2 separate regions of the Homo sapiens genome follow, and region 2 is linked to region 1. A link is an interaction called in ENCODE POLR2A ChIA-PET data of the cell type or tissue named here. Cell type or tissue: MCF 10A. All regions are shown on one strand. Links, peaks and the distances in the headings refer to the core of each region. The heading gives the core; the rest is flanking DNA. Region 1 overlaps RBMS3 (RNA binding motif single stranded interacting protein 3). Region 2 overlaps RBMS3 (RNA binding motif single stranded interacting protein 3).

The links. ChIA-PET counts read pairs that join two places held together with the same protein. Peaks named below come from ENCODE experiments on the same cell type or tissue, not always from the same donor. Only the 100,000 strongest peaks of a DNase experiment are listed, where the experiment ranks them.
Region 2: POLR2A ChIA-PET joins it to region 1 with 45 read pairs; 3 of 35 experiments call an interaction of 5 or more read pairs at or near these places.

The regions. Positions count from the first base shown.
Region 1 is chr3:29,754,343-29,766,008 of GRCh38, reverse strand. RBMS3 (RNA binding motif single stranded interacting protein 3) reads right to left here. Exons shown (of 15, transcript NM_001003793.3): 6 at 3,020-3,099. Among named protein-coding and RNA genes, the nearest start is that of RBMS3-AS2, 120 kb to the right of the region's middle. In MCF 10A, for the core only: no CTCF peak of the experiment used is centred there; DNase peaks (open chromatin) are centred at 6,398, 7,098, 7,468 and 8,448.
Region 2 is chr3:29,689,262-29,700,927 of GRCh38, reverse strand. All of the region lies in intron 4 of RBMS3 (RNA binding motif single stranded interacting protein 3), which reads right to left. Among named protein-coding and RNA genes, the nearest start is that of RBMS3-AS2, 52 kb to the right of the region's middle. In MCF 10A, for the core only: no CTCF peak of the experiment used is centred there; DNase peaks (open chromatin) are centred at 5,147, 5,937 and 6,857.

The DNA.
Region 1 (11,666 bases), core at 2,143-10,142:
ATTGAATCATGGGTGCAGGTCTTTCCGGTGCTGTTCTTGTGATTGTGAATAAGTCTCATGAGATCTGATCATTTTAAAATGGGAAGTTTGCCTGCACAAGCTCTCTTCTCTTGTCTGCCGTCATATGAGACATGCCTTTCACCTTCCACCATGATTGTGAGGCCTCCTCAGCCACGTGGAACTGTAAGTCCAATAAATCTCTTTCTTTCGTAAATTGCCCAGTCTTGGATGTGTCTTTATCAGCAGCATGAAAACAAACTAATACAATAGGGCCCTAGTATGAGAAGAAGATGATTGACATCATATTCAATCTTTCCACAGCTTTCTTAAGACCCGAGGATCTCAGGTCATCATTATTGGATCCCTGTGAGTCCCTCATCTACATGACCTTAAAGCAATGTATTTAAACAATCAATGTGCAGTTCTATAAAACCACAAACTTCTGAATTCAAATATGTCAAATCTTGATAAGGCAGAACACTGAGATTTTTCAAATTTTAAAAATTGTATTTTAGTTTTCAGTGGGTCACACCAATTATAGTTGAGCATATTCACAAGCAAAGACACACTCTCTAAAGTAATGAAAAAGATTCGGAAATTGGCCACTTAAAAAAAGTATAAATATCTGATGCCATAGCTCATAGTGATATCCTACTCCCTGTCTTAAATATGGAATCAAATATTGGTTAAGACATACATTTCTGAAAGTAAGATTTCAGCTATTTCCAGGTAATAAGTAATGAGGACCAATAAAGGCAGACAGCATATACCCAAATTGTAATTATACCTGTTATGACTTAGTAATTATACTCAACAAGGGCAAATTACTACTTTACCTTGCAAAATACCCATATCTTGTATTATATCCTCTTTTCTTCCACACCTAATTTAAGTATCAAAGATTAAATGTCTTTACTTAGCATTTGAAGCCTTTATTCAACTCTAACTTTCAAAGTAATTTATAAATAAGCAGATTCAAGCACTGATGATGATCAATATTCTGTATTTAGTTCTATTATGATGAGTGGAAATCTCAGAAGCATACAGTTGTCTCTCCTAAGAGTTTTATAACTGAACATAATTATTTTGTCTTTCTTGTTCCCGGGAGATAAAAATGAGTGAGAAAACTCATAACCAAGTTCCTGCTATTCACAATGTTTCCATTGGGTGTAGCTATGATATTAGATAGGTTAATATCATAGCCTGCATATTCTGGAAGGATGCCCAGACATTTGGGGATTTGTAGTGACTTTCTTTGTCTTCAGCATTAAATTGTATTAGTCAGCAATATGTTCATTGGGGAAAACCAAATAAAATACTTTCAAATCAATCAGGGCAAGAAGGCTTTCAATACGTCTTTTTGACATACCAATATTTTGAACAAATCAAAAAATTGAGACTTGTGCTAAAACTTGAATCATTCATAATTTCTACACAGTGTGCTCATTTTTATTTTTATATAATTATATAATTTACACCTAGTTTGAACAACTTCTATATAAATAGGTATCCGTTGGATGAAATAGGACAAACAAGAGGAAAGTCCACAAACAATGCAACTCCTTTACTCGATGACGGATTTGAGTAAAGTGTCTTAAAATGTCTGTTTATACAAAAAAAAAAAAAGTATTTCTGCTAAAATGCAAGGGCAGCTAACATGCTGAGATGAAAACTGCTAACTCTTTTCTTAACAACACCATATGTCTCCAATTGGATCATAATGCAGTCAGTTCCCAAGGGAACGTTACACATGGAAGCTAACCAAATCAAGGCACAGTCTTCACTGTATGTTGACTCACTGATTAGCCAGCAATCAGCTACTTTAGGTTTTCAGATTATGCAAGTGTCTGTCTGAAGGGTCTTTCTGCATTCTTGACATCCCCCCTTAAAAAAAGCAAGTCATTACAAAACCCTCCACAAAAATATTTCTCTTTTTGTATATGCTTCCTCTTATCTATAAACTCAATATATTTTAAGGAACTAAAATGCTCAACCTCTGAACTCTCTGATGGGTTTTAAATAGTAGATGCATTATACAGCAAACGGTATTGAAATCAAGCTTAAAAAGATTAAAGTCACATATTGTAAGATGGAAGAAGTCGCCTTAGTCTCCTCTGAGAATAACTGTATATAAAAGACCAACAAATAAACCAAACTGCCTTATTCAGATGAATCTTTACGTAATTTTTCTTAGTTTAATACTTCATTCCATTGTTAATTTTTTATATTGGAATTATATTTAAAACTTTACTTAGTTAATATTAAAACCTTCCACATACACTACTGCCTCAAGTTCTGGCATTTGTAGCTCTGATACACATAATAAATCCAATTATTTCATGTTTAATGCAATTCTTAATAGCATAAAATTAGAACACTTTATAATGTGTATAAAACCTTAGGAATTTTGCCTTGGGAAGTGTGAAATGCCCTGGGATAGTCCAGATTGGGGCTTCTCAAACTAGCTCTGATAAATAGACAGTATTTTCTAAAATTTCCAATTTGTCAGTAACTGATATTTTTGTAAAAGAAAATTATGCACTGAGATTTCATGACATTGTCAAATCGCTATACTAGTTTCTAAATGCTTTCTCTCAGTTTCTGTGCTTTTCTTGTCATGGACTGGTAAGAAATGTTTCAGGGCTGGCATCAATTTGTGGGATTCATTGTGAATATCATTGTTTGGATATTTTGTAACTTGGAAATTGGAATTTTAATATTAATGCTGAGTCATAAAATTCTATCACTTCCAGCACATCATTCTTTAACTATTCTTTGCTATGGTTTTCTTCTAATCCACTTTAGAAAGTTAGCAGCAGAGATTCAAAAAGCAAAAGAAGAATTACCAAAAAGCTTTTGAGAAAGATGAGTTGCTACACAGTATTATTTGAAAATACACATTAAGAAAAGCAAACCCCCCAACTCTGCAGTGATCAACAAGGGCTTTACAATGTACTTATTCTAATAAGAGCAATTTAAGCCTCGGCATCATTCAGTCACTTATTAGTGAATTTCTTACCTGGGATGCCTGGTGGTGTTTTCAGATATTTTCCATTAAAATGTTGAATTACCACTTCACATTTTTCAGTAGACTCCATTCTGGGAAAAAAAGGTAAACCAGAGGTCATATATGGTTGTCAAGAAAAAGAAACTTAAGAAGTAAAGGAAAACAAGAAAGCCATAGAAATACTTGATTTGAGAATTGTACCCTAATTGCCAACTTTTTTCATGAACATGATGACCAGATTGATAAGAGAACATCACAAACTCATTAATGCTTAGAAAGTATTATTCACTCTTTGAAAGGTGTCTATGTGGAGGGCTCTATTCTGAGCACTCGTTCAGAGGTAACCCTGCGGCATTATCTTAATTCACCCAGCAATATTTGGCAATTGAAAGTGTTCAACAAATGTCTGTTGAATGATGAATTAGCAAACCTGATGGGTAAGTCTTTTTATTGTCATTCATATCAATAAGGTCACTGAGGCTTAAACAGATAAACTACCTTTCCAATAAGAGGAAAAGTCAGTATTTGAACTGACATCTGTGCAACAGTAAAGCCTGTGCTATAGCTACTAAGCTATACTGCTGATGGATTTCACAAAAGAGGTTGACAAGATGTGTTTTATTTGCATGGCTTGCAGCCTAAAGGACTGATTGGTATAGTAATGTAGTCGTCAGCATTATGACATTTTTATTGAAAATCCACTTTATGTAAGACATCCAAAGAGTTAGGTGGGGTCCTACATGTTGAAGGAAGGTATAGATACACAAACCTTAGGTTCTATGCTTTCTCAATATTGAATTTTGGACAATATCCTATTTTTTCATACTATCTTATCAATATTCCTAAACTGGTATTCTTGTGCCAAATTTTGGCATCTCACATACAACCTAAAGCATGAACATTTTGAGCCATACCAACATAATTTAAATTTTGGCAATGTTACCATATCTTAAGTACAGTAATATTTGTAGCAGTTTCCAAATAATGGATAATATCTGGCCTTTTTTATTTTATAAAATTGGATGGGGAGGATAATAATTAAGGATTAATTCTGATAAAAGAAAATTAAGTCTTCCAAAGAGTATACTAGAGGCAAAAATACATTTAAGAAACAGCATACACACACATGAAAGAATGTGTATGAAATGTGTGAAATGTGTAAAATGTGTTCAAAAGGCAAAGTTTAATTTTGGATTTTCTGCTGTTATTAATATGAGCTTTCTTGGAATGGTGCCCATCAACTCAAGTTGTAAAACTTTCCTACATCTAAATTTTATGTCCATTTCAGGACCATATTACATGGCCATATTATAGGACCATATTACATGGCAAAGGAAACAAGATACAAAAAAAATATGCTAACAAATGTCAAGTAAGTTATACATATTTATTACAGCTATAAGAATTCAAATGTGAGAGGAATCCCAGAAGTGAGAGAAATGCTGAGAAGAGGCACGGAATCTAGGAGAGGCTTTTGGCGAAGTAATTAGGGCAGGGGGCTGAGCTGGGCAGCTTGGAGGGCGTGCGTCCTTATTACAATGTGGTAGAGAGAGCAAGCATGTGGCTCAGTGGAAGGTTTGCCCGGGAAATTCTTAAAAATTAACTGAGAGAGGAAGTCAGGGCATCTGTATCACTTGTTTAACAAGTTTGAAGATAATATCAGGAACGAGTTCCAGTTTTGAGCTATAATTATTCTCTGACAAAGTTTTGTTTTCAGATGTACATTCTTATGAAGCATGTGATGAGAGTGCATCTTTCTGTATCGATGGATATGACAAATCTCTACCGCCAAGCAGGGCTAAATTTACAGGAATGAGGCCTATGTCTTCACACACAGCCCCACACTTAGAACAACCCTGCACTTGGTTTAAAGTTCTGCTGTTGCCACCTTGAACTTCTTAACAGTGTTTTAACAAAGGGATCTACATTGTCATATTTCACCCTAATTTAAGTAGCTGATCCTGCTATGACAAGAGAGTGTAGGAAACTAACTTAACATTAACGCTCAGTATGTATATCATCAGGTGACCCAATGGATCCACATAAGTATTATTTTGAAAAAAAAAGTCTTCAGAATGAATCAATTTGATGTCCAAATAAAAAGAAAACTCTTTATGCAATTTTAATAGATAAAAATAAAAACAAAAACAGCATTTTGTTTACTACTCACTCACAAGTTCCCCTATATCAGAAGATGTTTGGATAAGAAAGGCAAGCGGAATCTTTCCTCATTCTAAATATTTAGGAACAGCTAAGTACAATTTTCCTAACTCTTTCAAGTTTCCTTTCCAGTGGAACCTTTTACTGTAAGTCTTTCAATTTTTTTATCTTTTTTTTTTTTTAAGTAGAAAATTTCCATTTCCAGGAAGAAAAGAATTCTAACTCTGTTCTTTCTCTCTTCCCACAGGATCCACTATTGTCTCTTTGGGAAAATAACCTTCTCTCCTAGCAGAGACATGAATGGGAGAGGAAATGTAAGCCCTTAATTACTACAGATGTTACTTTATGGAATTTTTATTCCAGGAGAGCTACAAAATGCAAAGTTTATGCCTCAGAGCCCCCTCCCTGTTCAATCTCTCTCTGGGTACTCATCTGGATAAAAGGCAGTTAAGAATCTAAAGCTTGCTTGCAAGAGTCCTACAAATCAAATCCTTTGTCTTAAAATGGCATGGAATTATAAATGAAGACTAATACTAGGGGTGTGTGTGTGTGTGTAGGGGTGTGTGTGTGTATGTGTGTGTGTGTGTGTTTATTCTACATAATACATTTTAGGGAATAGAGAGGAAGCTAAAAAAGAAAATCAAGTGGCTAACCCACTCCACCCACTTAAAATATTTTTGTTCTGTTTGAAAGCCTCAAGTCCTCCCTTCTGCATTCTAAGTGTGATCATCTTTTCTTAACACTGTTTTACAGCCATATCAAGCTGGATGGGGGCTGTTTCTATGAACACAAAGACAGCAGAGTAGATTGTTCACTTTGGGTTCATTCAGATTTAACTAAGTGAATGTCTGCTGTGAGCCTTTAGAGACTCCCGTCTCTGAAAGAATAAATGCAATAAAAGTCTGTTTTCTGTAGCTGCCGGCGCTTAGTGTCAAACCATGTTACGCTGCACCACCCAGCAGTGACAATTCCATTTTAATACACGGGGCACATTTTAACAAGGCAAAGCAGTCCCAGCAAAGATGGCAATATAGGAGCTGCCAAGGGGAAAAGGCTCAGTGTTCCTCATGCATTTTACGTGGAAGCAGAACAAAAGTGAGACTGAGACCCAGAAAGCTCTGGGGGGGGAGGAAAGAGACTATATTTGAATAGCCATCTTAGGAAGAATGTGCCCATTTTCTTCTCAAGTTTCACAATTAACCTCTCTGAAATGCCAGCTCAAGCTGTCTGGAATCTGGCACACGCTTCAGTTGAAACTGACACTAGCATTATCAAGTGAGTCTGAAAAGACAGCACACCAGACACAGCTGCCTTTATATGTCCCTTTCAGATGGGCCACTGAATCACTACAACTGCATCTATTCTTCCTAGGCGGTACCTGAAACCCCTTGCGTCCCTCAGAACAGCTTGAGTGCCAGGCCAACCATTCACCTGACAATACATTAATTAGGATCTTACAAGGCTCTAATCATTGTATAAAGCTTCAGGGTTTTCTGTTAGGTCTGATGTTTAAATATAAATACACATTAAAGGTCCTGTTTGACATTCTTTCTTGTCTCAGTACCTAGGACACTGGCTTCAGTTATTTGAAACACACCACAGAATTGTGCTTCTTCTTCCTTTTTTTTTTCAAACAGCTACTAAGAGGAGCTAGTTTAACAGCCGATACAATTCCCACAGGCAAATTACGTCAGATGAGAGGCTGATCCAATATTAGTAGAATGTTCTGGGTCAGACTTAACATGCAGAGGTAGAAACGTACTTTGCAAAACCATTTGCAGCCTACCTCTGTCACCTCCATAGAGAATCACACAGTTTATGGTCTTAAAGCAGTAAGCATTATTAACCATGTATTTAAAACAAACCCATCCTGTCATTTATTATGGTTAATTAGAGGTTTCCAGTATTGTGAAATGTTTGTGGTTTTGCAATCACAGGCTCTGTACAAATTATTGGCAACTTAGAGTATCTAACGTTGTAAGCCAGTCATCCTCATTTCTGGTAAGATTTACGTATGCACAGGGTCAACATTAAACTATTTTTTAAAGTACTAAACTCTGCACTGCTTCTGACATTTCAAAAACAAATTATGTCATTTCCTTCTTAATCCATTGTAACGGAAGGAATAAAATAGTGAGTTCCAGAAACAAAGATGAATGAATGCGATGAATTTTCTTCTCAGTTTTTGCAATTTGTTTTCTTCCTGCCAGGCACCTGACATTCTTAGGATACAAGTGTCTTAAGTACCAAACAGTGAAGCAGAGAGGCCTCCCTTACATGCCCTTTTGTAGAAACCAGAAATTTTGAGGGTATCTTGCTCAGCATTACAACACATTCCTCTTAGGAAATGAAACTGTGGATGACAATATTTGACTAATGAAAACACATTCCAGAGTTTGAGAGTCACATAATTTCAAGACTCAGATATCAACTTCTATATTGTACAGATGAAGAAAGTAACACTAGAAGACTGTGATTGGCTTCCCTAAAAACTAGTTAGTGGATGAGCCTGGAATAGAACTGTTGTCTCATGACTTTGAATTGAGACTATTTATTTGCAAGAGATGCAGCTCCATTGCTGGCCTCATGTCATCCCTCCTGATTTTCTCTACTGACTGATGTACTTCAATCTGTTCAAGAGTAGGATGGGTCCTGCTAGCTCCACTCTACCCAGCCACTATTACTTCAAGAAGTTGTTTTCAAAAATGGAATATAACCTGATATGAGATGTCAAGGGTGTTTCACCTCTGTGGTATTCTCTCCCAAAACCCATGAAAACTAGGGGTCTTATCATGAGAAAAACAGCTGACAAACTCAGATCTAGAGACATTCAGAATACCTGGCCAGTACTACTCCAACAAACAAAGTCTAAGAAATTATCGCAGATCAGAGCAGGCTGATGAGACAGGACAGCTAAACACAATATAGTAACTGGATTGGATCCTGGAACAGAAAGAAAATGTTAATAAAAAAGTTGGCAAAATCCAAATAGAGTCTGGAGTTTAGTTAATAGTAATATACCAATGTCAGTTTCTTAATTTTGACAAATGTGCCATGGTAATTTAAGGTGTTGTTAATGGGGGAAACTGGGTGTGCAATATATAGAAAATCTATATTATCATTATGGCTTCTATGTGAAGGTAAACTTATTGCAAAATAAGAAGCTTTTAAAATCACTGTACATTAAAATTATCAGAAAACTACTTTTAAAAATACCAATCTCTGGGGCCCAGCCCAGGAGATTCTGACTTAATTGTTTTGGCATGAGGCCCAGGCACAAAGATTTCAAAGCTACCCAGGTGATTTCAGTGTGCAGCCAGGGTTGAAAACTCCTGTTCCGAAGTTCTGTGTCAGGTATGAGAGACTAGAAACCATGGGCCAAACCCAGTCTACAGGTATGTTTTATTTGGACTGCAAAGAGATTTTGGAAATTTTGAAATGGTTGTCAACATTTGAAACTTGGGAGATTTCACATGAAAATTGAAATCTGTGATTCCTTTTAATAGATGGGACAGTTTAACCCATGCTTTCTGCATGGCAACTATGACATAATAAAAAATATATTTAGTCTTTTTCTCAGGTTGCTGACACACAGCTTCTAAAACCCTTGGAATTTCCTGAGTGATAGGGGTATGTTTTGTTATTCAGAACAGACTATTTTTAACCACATCTGAGTTTATGCTAATGAGGTCACTCAGGTAGCTTCAGGATGGGGACTGGTCACCAGAAAGACTAAGACTTGATTAGTGGGTTGGAACTTTCATCCCCACCCTCTCTGACTTCCAAGAACTGGAGAGGGGCCAGAGATTGAGCTCAAACACCAAGGGCTAATGATTTAATTAATCAAACCCAGAGGTTTTACCTAATGAAACCTATATAAAAATCCCTAAACAACAAGGTTCAGGAAATTTTCAGTTTGGTGAAGACACTGATATATGCCAGGAGGGTAGTGAGCCCAGAGAGGCTACAGAAGCTACACACTCCTTCCCTGATGCTTGGCCATATGCATTTCTTTCATTTGAGTTGTATCCTTTATAATAAACTGATAAACATAAAGTGCTTTGAGAGTCATTTTAGTGAGTTACTAAACCTGAATTGGGGAGTTGTGGGTACTCCCACATTTTGTAGTTGCTGGGAAGAAATGTGGGTAGCTTGGTGATATGGTTTTGCTGTGTCCCCAACCAAATCTCATCTTGAATTGTAGCTCCTACAATTCTCATGTGCCATGGGAGGGACCTGGTGGCAGGTAATCGAATCATGGGGGTGGGTTTTTTTTCTGTGCTGTTCTCATGATAGTGAGTAAGTCTGATGAGATCTGATGGTTTTATAAAGGATAGTTCCCCTGCACACACTCTCTTGCCTACTGCCATGTAAGACAAGCCTTTGCTCCCCCTTTGCCTTCCACTATGATTGTGAGGCCTCACCAGCCATGTGGATCTGTGAGTCCATGAAACCTCTTTTTCTTTATAAATTACTCAGTCTCAGGTATTTCTTCATAGAAGTATGAGGATGGACTAATACACCTGGGCACTCCATTTGCAGCTGGTGTGGAACTGAGCCCTTACACCTGTGAAGTCTCATGATGATCAGGTAGTTTGTGTCAAAACTGAGTTAAATTGTAGGACATCCAATTGATGTCAGAGAATTAGAGAATCGATATGCAAAAATAAGGTATTTGATGTCAGAAAAACCCACACATTTGGTGTCAGAAAAAAAGACATCACAGCAACCATGGAACAGAGTAAAAGAGCAGTTTTGTTCTTTAAATGAAGCCACTTTGCCATTATTCCTACCAAGCTGTATCAATTGCCAATCCTAAGGCAAAATAGTAGGTGCTGTTTATCACTGAACTTGCATTCTTTATTTTTAATAGTTAGGAGAAAAGAAAAATTATTTAACTTAATTTATACAGGGAGAGTGGTGTATTTCTGCTCATCCTTTCCTAAATGTCCTCTCTGTCCTGCTCTATGCCCCAAGGAAGTGACCCTTCTATCGACTGTGTAATCTTAGTTCTTTTGTTTACTGGTTTTCCATTGGGTTCTGCCTATGGAAGCTTGAAAGAAAGAACTTCAAAAGGCAAGAGTAGAGAGAAATCTGAGTGGTTTTCCCTCTTTGTCTCCCTGCTTTGGCACTTCTGTCTAGCAGGGGTTGCATCTCTCCCTGTCTACAGTCCTTCCAAGCAGGCCCTCCTCTGAGGCTCTGGCTCTCAATGAACTCTGGAAACACCCTTGTGGTTGCTCCTTGAGCTCTCAGGGTGGTAAACGTTTCCCTCTGTTGCTCCTCTCTGGGAACATCAACATCTCTTTGCCTTTACCTCAGTTCCCTTAACACTGCTTCTGTAAATATTTGGTAAATACTCCTTAATTTTCTTCAGTAGAATCATCTGGAGTGAAACTCTGCTTCCAGCCAGCATCTTGATGCCTACACCATAAAGCTATCAACAGCAGAGGAGTAAAAAAATTATCCCAAAGACTGTGTGTTTCAAGAAGCATGTAAGAGATAAAGTTTGCCTTATACTCCATCTAGAAACTACTTCTTTCACTTGGATTACCTGATTATCCCCAGTAGGGACACTCATCTATGTACTCACATAGATGCATAATTATCTAAGTATATTTTTTTAGCCAGACCAATGTTTCTAGAAGGAATTTTCATAAAGAAATGGCAGAAAATTAAACTTAAATAAATAATCTGAGATAAAGTGAAAATTAAGCATAGGTGTAGAAAAGTCATACCATTAATGACTCTGGAATACATTACCACTTTTAATCAATCTCCTAGCTACAGCCATATTTCATTCCTAGATATTATTGAGAAAAGAAAAATAGCTCAGAGCAGGTCAACTATGTGAGATATGCAACATTTATCAGGCCCAGAGAGACATAAGTACAGGGCTTCAGTCATGGCTGTCTCTCCCCTGAGTAGCCATGACTGGGGGCAATTGTTTAAGGCATTTTTGTTCCTGACCAGCTTTCTCACTCATTATCTTCATATTCCTAGCATTTGTGACACAAAGAGCAATGAATAACCAATTAATAGCTTATGTTATCTTAACGAAAAGTCTTGATAAACAACTTCTCTTCTTTTTTCCTTTAAAGACCCACTTGTAACTATTGCTAATTGGACTGTATATTCAGGGCAACATGAATCTAGGCTCCTGGGTGGCCATCTTCAAGCTTTGAGCTCATATAATCTCTGTACTTATGTTATTTAAGGTTGACATTTTGGTGACTCAGGTGGGACCTGAAACAGACTTTCAGTGATCTCCCTTGCTTTGCTGACAGCTGGAGTCCTGATATGAGCATAACTTTCATTCATCTGACCTCACTGGAGTCAGCGGAGGTCAGTCAACTGGGTAAGCCCTCCTCAGATTTGAATGCTCCATTCTTGGTTGAACATTCAGACCAATTCACTTTTTGAAACTGCACACATTCCTGCCACAACATGGTTGGAAATGAAGCTCTACTGTAAGGTAGGAGTTCCATTTGTTATTCTCTAG
Region 2 (11,666 bases), core at 1,469-9,468, 64 kb after region 1:
CTTTCTAAAAAGCGCAATGTCCAATCTCCAACGTATACGTGTACACATGCACACGAACACACACACATGCTTATAATCTCCCTCGTGTGTCCTCTAACCAGATTACTTGCAGCTCTCTAATTTCTCTTTTTTTAAATTCCTCTATCCTTTTTGAACCTCTAAGCTTTCCTGAAAAATATTCCCTTCTCCCCTAACTCCCCATTACTTTCCTTGGCTAATTATAGCTTGTCTTCACTTTCCTGAAAAAAAAAAAAAGTCTGAAATAATTGAGTTAGGATTCCCTCTTTTGCACCTATTCATATCTTACTATAGTACTTACCATACATGTTCTATAATTACCAATTTTCTTGCCTGTCTGATCTATTAAACTCAAAGGCCCTTGAGAGCAAGTAAAATTTGCTATTTATACTTGGATTCCTAGAGCCAGCCAGCTGAGTATTTGTATAATGATTACTTTGGGAACATGAGCTCTACAAGAGATGTAGGAAAGATGTATTCCAGGAAAATTCTGGAGCCTCATAAGCTCATGTTCTACAACCTGCCTCAATGGAAAGGATTCAGACCGTACACAGTTTGGCGTTAATTCTGCAACATATGGAAGAGACTGAAAAAGAACTCCATACTATTCCTGTCTTGACTAATAAATTATTACTCTCTAGCTTATCACAGCAAAGAGCCACCATATTTTGATGTTTAACTGTAACACATCTATAATAGATCTACTGGCAGATACTGAAAAGTGAGAGAAAAGTGTTCCTGGAATCAAAGGATTCAGAAAAAAGGATATCCAGAGATCACATAGTCCAGTATTGTGACTTTATTTGGGATGTGGCCAAAATAGCCTAAACCGAGCATCTACCTTAGAAAGTCTCTTAGAGAGTTCAATAAATATAACTACTAGGGTGCCAATGCATCTAATTTAAATATGACAAATCCAGTCCCTTTGTTCAGTCTTAAAGGAAGTAAAATAAAATAATAGGCCATCATCATCCTTTATACCCCTGCTATTTGAGGTTTCATCCAAGGATAAGTGGCAGTGGCTTTCTTGTCCTGCCTCAGACCTACTGAATCATAATCTGAAGGAGGTTACACAGACAGGTAATGTAGGTACATGTGCACTGTGGTTTAGTGTACAAATCAGTATATCTTCCCTTATATGTAATATAGCAATATGTATGGGGGTGTAATATGTCTGTACGTTATGGATAAGTGGTTAATTATAATATTACCATACTATGCGGACACTAAAATCATGTTTATAGAGAATTATTTTTGACATAGGTAATACTTACGTCACAATGTTAACTGAGAAAAAAAGGCTACATGAGTTACATACATCCTAATTTCCTACGCTTTTAGAGTTGTATGTGCAAACAGAACAAAAGCTGGAAAGAGTTAATAATAAATTGGTAAAATTATAGTTGATTTTCATTTTCATTTTTGCAAATTCTGAATTTTAGCCATTAGAAAATAGCTCCACAGGACAGGCACGGTGGCTCACGCCTGTAATACCAGCACTTAGGGAGGCCAAGACAGGTGGATTACCTGAGGTCAGGAGTTCGAGACTAGCCTGGCCAAATGAAACCCTGACTCTACTTTAAAATACAAAAATTAGCTGGGTTTGGCGCCATTTGCCTGTAGTCCCAGCTACTTCGGAGACCGAGGCAGGAGAATTGCTTGAACCTGGAAAGCGGAGTTGCAGTGAGCTGAGATTGTGACACTGCACTCCAGCTTGGGCAACAGAGTGGTACTTCATCTCAAAAAAATGAAAATAGCTCTACATTTGAAACCTTCTTTCAAGAAGGTACTTATTGAAAGATTTTTTGTGTATGTTTAAGCCTCTTCACTAGGATAGTATTTCATAACAAAGCCAATTGCCTATCAATTGGGAAATGGTTTATTAAACTGTGAAGTATTCACAAAATGGAACTTTATGTATTTGTCGAAAATGTTTACATTTGTTATTATAAAGGAGCACCAAGATATGTTGTTATGTGAAGAAAGCTGGGTGAATAAAAGTGAATAGTATGCTACCATTAGTCTAATAAATGGTGATAAATATTTTATAATAGTCTTTAATATGGTAGTATTAATTATATAAATTTTTCGTACAACAAAAAATGTGTAATTACATCCAATGGGTCAAAACAATAATTAAAAATAAGCTCTATAAATTATGTAAAGTGTCCTCTCCTTAATAAACATTAAGAATAGCATAGTCCACACAGAGTCTTTCCAGAATTTTCAATACTTTAAAAAAAGCAAATGAGAAGACTTGGGAGATGGTAACAATATATGATTGTACTCACTTGTCCTTCGTGTTTTGGTAGACATGCCCAAATTCTCTTCATGCTCATTTTGTTATGAAATACTATTTCATTGAATCCGCCATCTTGACCCACCATCCATAAAAATAGGCACATTTAAATGAATAAACAAAGAGTGCTGAGAAGTCAAGATTCCTCCAAAGACTGTATTTCTCCATTTACCACTTTCATGGCAATGTCTGTGATATCCTGGCTATAGAATTTACATGAAAAAAAAAATCTGGTTTACAGCACATTCAGACACAAACTGCTCCGGTTTTATTATTCCAATAAAAGCAAAGGATTGTTGATTCTCTGTTTGCCTCCCTCACCAGGGACTACATTTTGCCATGGCTGCATTTGCTGTGTATGTAGAATTCTGTGCATTACTCAGAACTTTCTGGACTCTTATAAAATTGAAGTCCTGTGGCTATAAATAGAATAACAGTAGTCTGAAGAAGGAGCATTAATTTCACTGGAATGTAGGCACAGCCACAAGCCTGTCCCTTCAGGGAGCTCACATAAAATGAAGCACCAAGTATGAAGATTTTTGTGTTGCTTTTCCCCCTTAGTTGTTAAGACAGGTGCACGTGGAATATGTCAGAGGAATAATGATTATCAGCAGTATAACAAAAGGACAGAAGTTGGTAGAATCTGCAGATGAATGCACTACTAAGCATATCAGGCAGGAGAGTACTTAAAGTTTTTGTATACAGATTAGGCAACTCTAAATAAAAAATCTGAAATCCACAATGCTCCAAAATCAGAAATTTTTTGAGCGCTAAAATGATGCACAACTGCAAAATTCCACATCTGATCTTATGTGGTGGGTCGCAGAAAAAACAGTCGCAACTTTGTTTCATGCCCAAAATTACTTTCAAATAGTGTATAAAATTACCTTCAGATTATGTATATAAGGTATATATGAAACATAAACAAACTCTGTGTTTAGACATGGGTCCCATACCCAGAATATCTCATTGCATATATGCAAATATTCAAAAATCCAAAGAAATTCAACATCTGAAACACTTCTGGTCCCAGGCATTTTGGACAAGATACATTCAAACTGTAATAAGTTTCTTCCTTTGAAAAGCAGAATATTAGATTAAAATAAACTCCTGTCAGTTCATGGGTAACATTGGTAAACAAGGTAGCTCAGATAGGTGGATTAAACAATGGAAAGAAAAGTAAACCGGGTGAAGTTCTGGTCATGTTCCCCCAACGTTTCAGAGAGATGGACAAGCATGTAAGTAAAATGATAAATAGGATTGTGCAAATGGGCTCATTAAGAAGCAAGTGTGCAAAGATTAATGGTTTGGAGGAAGTTGTCTAAAATTCCATAGGTATATGATAGCTTTTCTTTACCAAAACTACATTTGTTTCAATAGCAAATTTTAATATAAACCAATTGTATCATTAAGAATATATGTTCAGGAAGATTCCATTAAAATTTTCCCAAACTTAGATCCATATTACTGTATAAGAAATAAAAACAAATGCTTTTTGTGCCTGTTTATATTACCTTGTCCTTACCATGCTGAGCACACAGGCCCTGCATTTCTTTATGTAAGAACTTCTCTGGCTGGATAATCTCTGTTGTCCTCCTTTGTAGCAAGTTAGAAGTTTTGGAGAAATCACAACTACTAGGGGTACCTACAAAAATTAAAAATTAAAAAAAACCCAAACGACCAGGGGAGACATTTTACTAGTCAATCAGGGGTTGGTGTATAAATAACCTAGCTCCCTCACCCCTTGTGTATGATGACTCTAAGATGTGTACCCTACACTGGCTCTTGGAGTTGCCCTAGGGTATTGACCTGCAGTCACCCACAGTGGTAGCTGAATTAATAAGGTGCTCTTGTCCCGATCGCCATCTATCAGTGTTGTTTCTTCACGTGCTCCTGAACCTCCCCAGAAGCATCTGCTCCTTGGGGAGCAAGAGCTAAAACAGAAATTATCATCAACTCTCAAATATTATGAATTGAGCAATTTTATAAATATCTAACTTTTCATGTTCTGGCCTTCGTGCAGAAAAGAGGAGCCAGCAGTCATCTATGAGACAGGGTGGCTGATGTAACAAAAGATCTATCCTTTCCAGTTCTCATACAGTGTGTGACATTGCTACTCAAGGGCCTTTCATCAACAAATGATTAATTGGTGAGGAATGACATTACCTTCCTTGAATAAAACATAATTTAGTACAAATGATCGTTTTTAATTAGCTTGCAATAATAATGGCAGGTACCATTTATTCAGCACTTACTGTGTTCTATGTTGTATGCTAAGTGCATTTATCTTACCTCTGAGATTGGCACCATAATCTGTATTATAATCAGCTACTATAATCAGGAAATATAATCCCCATTTTAAAGATGAAAAAAACTGAGAGCCTAACTCACGTGAAGTCACACTGCTAGTAAGGGGCAGATCTGGGCTTGGAAGCCAGGATTGCTTGAATTGGATGCCTGTGAGTGTCCATAATTAAGTGTCACCATCCATCTTTGTTACAGAGATCAGGATCCTAAGGGAGTTAACAGAAGACATGGAGAGTTTTTAAAATGTCAATGCCTAGGGGATCTTTACTGACGGCAAGAAAGAAGAAAGAAACATTGAAATCCTAGAGCCTGGTCTTGGTTTAGTGACCCCCCTGGCCTTACCCTTTGTCCCTTGGCCATCTCACTGCTCAATTTGACCAGTTCAAACAACAGAGGAATGAAAAAGAAATAAAAATCAACTTGGAAATTAGCACAACTTTTACTGTGGGAACTGGTTTACATTTTTGGCTAAAATTAAGCTTGGGATTGTTTGTGAAACTCAATGAAGCAAGAGTTGGCAATGTGTACAGGCAGAGTGTGTTCTCCCGTGCTGTCCACACACGATTTCCTAACAATCAAAAGAAAATGCTTTATCTGTTAGTAAAAGTTAGCAAAGTTTCATAACTTCCTGTAATTACTACTCTGAGAGTTCACAATGGTTATTTTTTCACATGAAATTGTTAAATGAGGGCTGCCTGAGATTTCACTTAAAATTTTGCACTTGGAAGAAAAAAAGGGGAAAAAATGAGAAGCCAACAGAATAACAACTCTAGAAGTGAAGAACTAACATTTAAAGAGTGAAAATAATAATTAAAAGTAGGATCTATATATTAACTAAAATGCCCCTCCTCAACAAACATAGGAATACATACTCTACACAGAGTTCTAAGAAGTTCGCAGTGAGCTTACATTTGTGGAATGCCTACCATGTCTCCAACCAATTGTCCATATTCTTACATTTAACCTTTCTACAAATCCAGTAGCATTAGTATCACTAATCCTTTTTTATTAATAAGGAAAAAGTCACAAAACCTGAATTCATACCATTTTAAAATTTGTTAGTTTTATTTATCCTTTCTTATACTAGATCTTTGCAAGACTAGATAATAATTCATTGCTTCTAGATAGTCTGCGAGATCCTAATATGAACAAACTGCTACAGTAGTAGTAAGAGTAAAACTCCAAAGGGACTTGGAATTTTTCATGTTATTTGAGCAAAAGTGTTGTTTAAAAAAAATGGCCAAACTTGCTTTCAAAATGAAAAGGTGAGTGACTCAGCAGTGGGCAATGAGAGACTCTCACCAGCCTATAAGTGCAGTGATAAATAGCAGACATTGCTTAGCTAAGTTATGAATAACCACACCAGGAATGTGTCTGCTTAGGCTCCTGTGCCTGACAATTGTTACATGAATATAAAACAATCTGCCTTGTATTTTTTTTTTAAAAAAAAATTTGCATGCAGCTTTTTACTTTGCTAGATTTTAAAATTTGGGGCTGGGGTGGGAGATGGGTAAGAACAGTTTTTAATTTTTTTTATTTTTTTATGCTTCCTCCTCTTTAGCCACAACATTTAGGACAGTCACTTGCACAGATAATGTGTTTAAAACATAATTGAACTCTAAGTATATGCAAATCCTGAAATACCTAGAAATTCAGAAACTTCCTATATTAATTGGAATTCAAAAAAAATCAAGCAGGAAATTACTGTGACCACCTACATCCATATACGGATATACAAACTAATTGTTAGTCTTTGCTAACAGTGAATCCCAAGTAACCCAGAACAGAGTAACTCTTGCTAACTAGTTCTACAGTAATAACTTTTTTTAGGAATAAGAGTAAGACAGCCCTATGAAATATTTTTAAAGCAGATTTCCTCTTATGACGAACAATTGTAAAAGGTTTATCTTTCTACAATAGGACATGTTCCCTCAAAATAGTAGAGAAATTTGTTATATAGACAAAGGCTTCCATGAATGATTTTGAGGATGTAAGTTGGAAATGAAAGAGAAATATAGTTCCAGACTTGGGTGAAAATGTATGTGACAAAAAGATGACATAATCTATCAAAATGTAATGAAAAACAGATATCAGAAGCAGAGGCAACTAATGTAGCCATGGCCACCCCCTTGCACACCCCCTTCCCTCAACACACAAACCTGCCTCACTCTCCAGAGGCTGTCTTGGCTGACACAGAGGATGCATTCCATACATGTTTCAAATACCAAGGATCAAGAAGCAAATCCAAGTGTTCACTGCGTAAGTGTTCCTGTCATTTTGTGGTATTTTGAAGAAACCACTGTGAAGCAACTTGATTCAACTATTGCTTTAAAACTCAAACACTGATCATGTTGACACTGTCTACAGTAATCAGTGTTTGAAAAATAATGGATAAACATTTTACTATTTGCCTTTAAAGAACAAAACAAGAGTAGTATTTCCAACCTAGCTAAGAGGGGACAAACAGAAAAGATAGAGAATTCAAAGTTTTGTCTTAGGATGAACAAAAATCAATCTGAAATTATTGATCAAATCATTGAAATTATCATTATGTACAGCTTCGGTCTCAACCTAGTTCACTGATGTTACCCATTTCTCTACCGAGAAGGGCACATTTATGAAACTGAAGAATGACTGTATGAATAAAGTATGTTAAGCTTTCTTATATGCTAATAGTAGTTAATCTTTGCAATAATCTTTTGAAGTAACATGATTTATTTTACAAATAAGTAAACTGAGACACAAGAAAACTCAGTCATTTACCCAAGATCATAGTCAATAAATAAATGTGGACCCTAAATTTTAGCTCAATAGAAATAAATTGGCATGCTTTTCCCATCCCCCTGTTTATAAGATATATATTTGCCCATGACTTGGGCTGTTTATTAGATATAGGACATCCTCAGAGGCATCCATGTATGTATATGCATTCAATAATGACATTATTCCTCAGGCATGAAACACCTTAAAATATCTTTCTAACTATCCAGAGAAAATTATAGTCATGAATTTGAGGTCTATGTATTAGTCTGAATTTGCTCTGTACAGCATCACACATCACAATTATGCATTTTCAAGGAATGTTTTCTGATGGGTATTTGTCTTTAATTCATTCTAAAATTTGGGGAAAAAATGTAAAGAAGAGTGTTGTATTTCTATCAGATATCATAATGTTGGTTTGTCATAGAGAAAAGTATCTCAGTAAAAAACCACTTTAGTCTCAATGTAAATTATGCAGAAGTGTCTTAGCCATTAAACAGAATAAGTTACAGTGTATGTTTCTGGAAATATAAATCTAGACACATAAATCAGGATGTCTAGTCAGTGATTTAAAAAAATATTTAGCACAGTGGTCATATAAAGGATCTGTCCGTACCAAAACATAAATGAGCACAATGTACATTTTTAAAGCAAATATAAGCACTAAACTTGAACACTAATCACTTATCCTAAAGAAAAGAGAGCATGATTATATATATAATTTATAATTATGCTTAAGGTTATGTTTCCTGCTTTGTAAAAGACCTATCTTAACTTTCAGCCCCTTTGGAGGTAGCAGTATACTCATTACTATCATGCAGGAACAATATAGCTATTCACATTTGCGATGTGCTTTGCAATCGCTATGGATCATGAGGATAAATGATGGGAGAGAAAATGATAGAAAGGGAATCTGAGAAAATGATGGGAAGAGGAAAACACATGGTCAGTTTTTTGATTAGGTTGTCAAATAAAGTCTCTTAATGTAACGTTTACAAGAAAATCTTGAGATTACTCCACTTTTTCTACGGTTCTGTTGTTCCGTTTTTAATGTGAGCAAGTCAGGTCACTCAAGCATATTCAAGTTCAACTCACTAAAGCATAATAATGCTTATTGTTATACTTCATTATAAACAGGGCTCAAAACAATGAATATTGACAAGCTAAAATTATACCTCTTTAAGTCTTAGCAAGCTTGGTTAAATGGTTATATATGCAAGATCAAGTTAAAATGGAAACATGAGGCATTTAAAAAATATAGAGGTCGGGCGCGGTGGCTCACACCTGTAATCCTAGCACTTTGGGAGGCCAAGGCAGGTGGATCACCTGAGGTTAGGAGTTTGAGACCACACTGACCAACATGGTGAAACCCCATCTCTACTAAAAATACAAAAGTTAGCTTGGCATAGTGGCAGGCATCTGTAATCCCAGCTACTTGGGAGGCTGAGGCAGGAGAATTGCTTGAATCCAGGAGGCAAAGGTTGCAGTGAGCCGAGATCCCAGGAGGCAGAGGTTGCAGTGAGCTGAGATTGTGCCATTGCACTCCAGCCTGGGCGACAGAGGGATACTCCATCTCAAAAAAAAAAAAAAAAAATAGAGAGAGAGAGAGAGAAGGGTCACACATAAATAAGATTTATACTTAACTTGTTTGATTGCTACCAGTGTTAGATTTGAAAGCTATGCACATAAACTATTGGGAGCAAATCCGCATTGTTATGTGACAGAGAAAAGATGGCATCTAGAGGAAGAAACGTGCTATTTATTTTCAGTGTTTTTTTCCATAAGATTTAACTCTAGGGCAGAATTATGAGTCTCTGTCAGAGAAACCAACCAAAAATAAAAATTGAACCTGGTGCTTGTACATCTTACATGACAGATGAAAGAAGACTCAATAAATCACAAGTGTCATGAATTAAGCCATTTTGTTTTATTTTATTTTTTCCTTTGGGGCATTTCTGTGGGACTTCTTGACTTTTCTTTCTAAGATGAGTAGAAATGAGGCATGCATTAAACAAATGATTGGCTATTACAAAGAACCACTTTATTGATGTTGACAGAAACCCACGAACAAGTCATGAAAAGAGAAGTACCAAGAGTGTGTGCTATTATTTCTTAATACTAGAGCAGAGAAAGTTCATTTCAAGCCATATTTTGGGTCAATCTTACCATGAAGGAAAGTTATTCCTCAGGTCAAGGGTAAGTATTCTGGGAGAAGGTACAGAACCCATAATTATTTAGTCAATTTTCTTCTTGACGCTTTGTGGCCTAGAAGATTTAGTACAAATAGAAGAGAAAACTTTTGTTCTGCAAAATACTTACAAGAACTTATACCTCAAGAAATGCTCTGTTCTCCCACAGTTTGATGAAAGTGTCAATACAAGACTGCGATGTCAAAATATGACTGGCATATTTATACAATATCTCTTTCTGTCTGCAATTCCATGGAGTTAAACTTGCTGAAAACCATAAGATAATAGAACTCCCTCTGGTAGATTATATTTTCTAGGTGTACCTAATCCTCCAAACATGTATAAACCTTGCTAAGCATTGCACACAAAGAATATAAAAACCCTCTTAAGCACATGCTAATTATGAAATCTAAAATATATTCCCATTCTTTTGCACTGAGACATGAGACAGATTTTCAGTTCCATGAGTTAAACTGATACAAAAATTCCTAAAATAACATTCTTTTCTAGGTGATAAATTAACACTAGTCCAAATAAACAAATTGTAGCAAAAAGCAGAAAAGTAAAAGTAGGAGTTTATGACAGAGCACAAAGTTCAAACTGTTTAGGCAAAACAAAAATGCAAAACTAAAATACTGGTATGGAAAGCACAGAACTTGAAAGAGAATTCTGGGCCTCTAAAATTTCTGATAAGTATACTAACTAACAACAATTACTTTCAAAACTCTTGGCAACATGAATGTAGAGATTCAATTTAGCACTTGAATACTGTCAAAACTGAGTCATGAAAATATATAACCCATTTCAAAGTTATCACAAAGAAACATAATTGATTAGAGATAATTGATTAGAGGTGAAGAACAATTTGAATCAGTTATAACAGAAAAATTTAAAAATATACATATATCATTTGTTTTTCATTTTTTTGAGACAGGGTCTCATTCTGTCAAGAACACAGCTCACTGAAGCCTCAAACTCCTGGGCTCAAGCAATCCTCCTTCTTCAACTTCCCAAGTACCTGGGACCACAGGCACATGCCACCACGTCCAGCTAATTTTTGAATTTTTTGTAGACACAAGATCTCACCATGTTGCCCAGGCTGGTCTTAAACTCCTGGGCTCAAGCAATCCTCCCACTTCGGGCTTCCAAAGTGCTGTGATTATAGGCATGAGCCACCACGCCTGGCCAGATATGTCATTTTACTTTCTCTCAAAAATCTCTATTGATCTCTTATAAATATAATTTATATTATTCTATATATTGTGAGATATGTGATTAATAAAATGTATACTTTCCACATATACCAGAAAATCAATACCTTCAGCAATGTTTCATTTCTTTTGGTTAGCCAGTAGCTAGATTATGAAAGAAACAGTAATAGCATCTCCCTTTCTTTCACTTTTTTTTTTTTTTTTTTTTTTTTTTTTTTTTTTTTTTGGTAGAGATAGGATCTTGCTATGTTGCTGAATCTGGTCTCAAACTCCTGGCCTTAAGTGAACCTTATGCCTCAGCCTCCCAAAGTGTTGGGATTACATGCATGAGCCACTGCTCCTGGCCATACCTCTCTTTTAAAACATTTTTATAAAGATGTAAAATATGGATGCAAGCAGAGATTTCTTTGTAATAAAAGTTATTTTTGTCTCTTTCTTAGACTAATAACTGAGAAAAAATAATTTGCATAGTGCTTCCTTACAAAGCAAGCCTTCTAATTAATCAGTACATGTAAACAAATTCTATCTAGGGCTTTATTTTGCAGGTTTAGAATACATTTTTATATATTTTCCACTCTGCTTCCCTGGTAAACTTTCTCTAATAAAATACTGTAAAACTCACAAATTATCAACTCTTGCCATACAAGTAAAATTAAACTCCTGAGAATATCTACTGCTTTGTCAGCCCAATTTTAAATATTCAAAATGTATGTCACAAAATTAAGCTTAAAACCACATATTTTCATAAGTACATTTATGTACTTTAAAAAATGAATAAAGAAAAAGAGTCAAATAATTTTTATTTAATTCTTTATGGGTATGGGGAGCACATAATTAATGACAGAAAAAAGATGTAGATCTTTTTATGAAATTATGAATTTT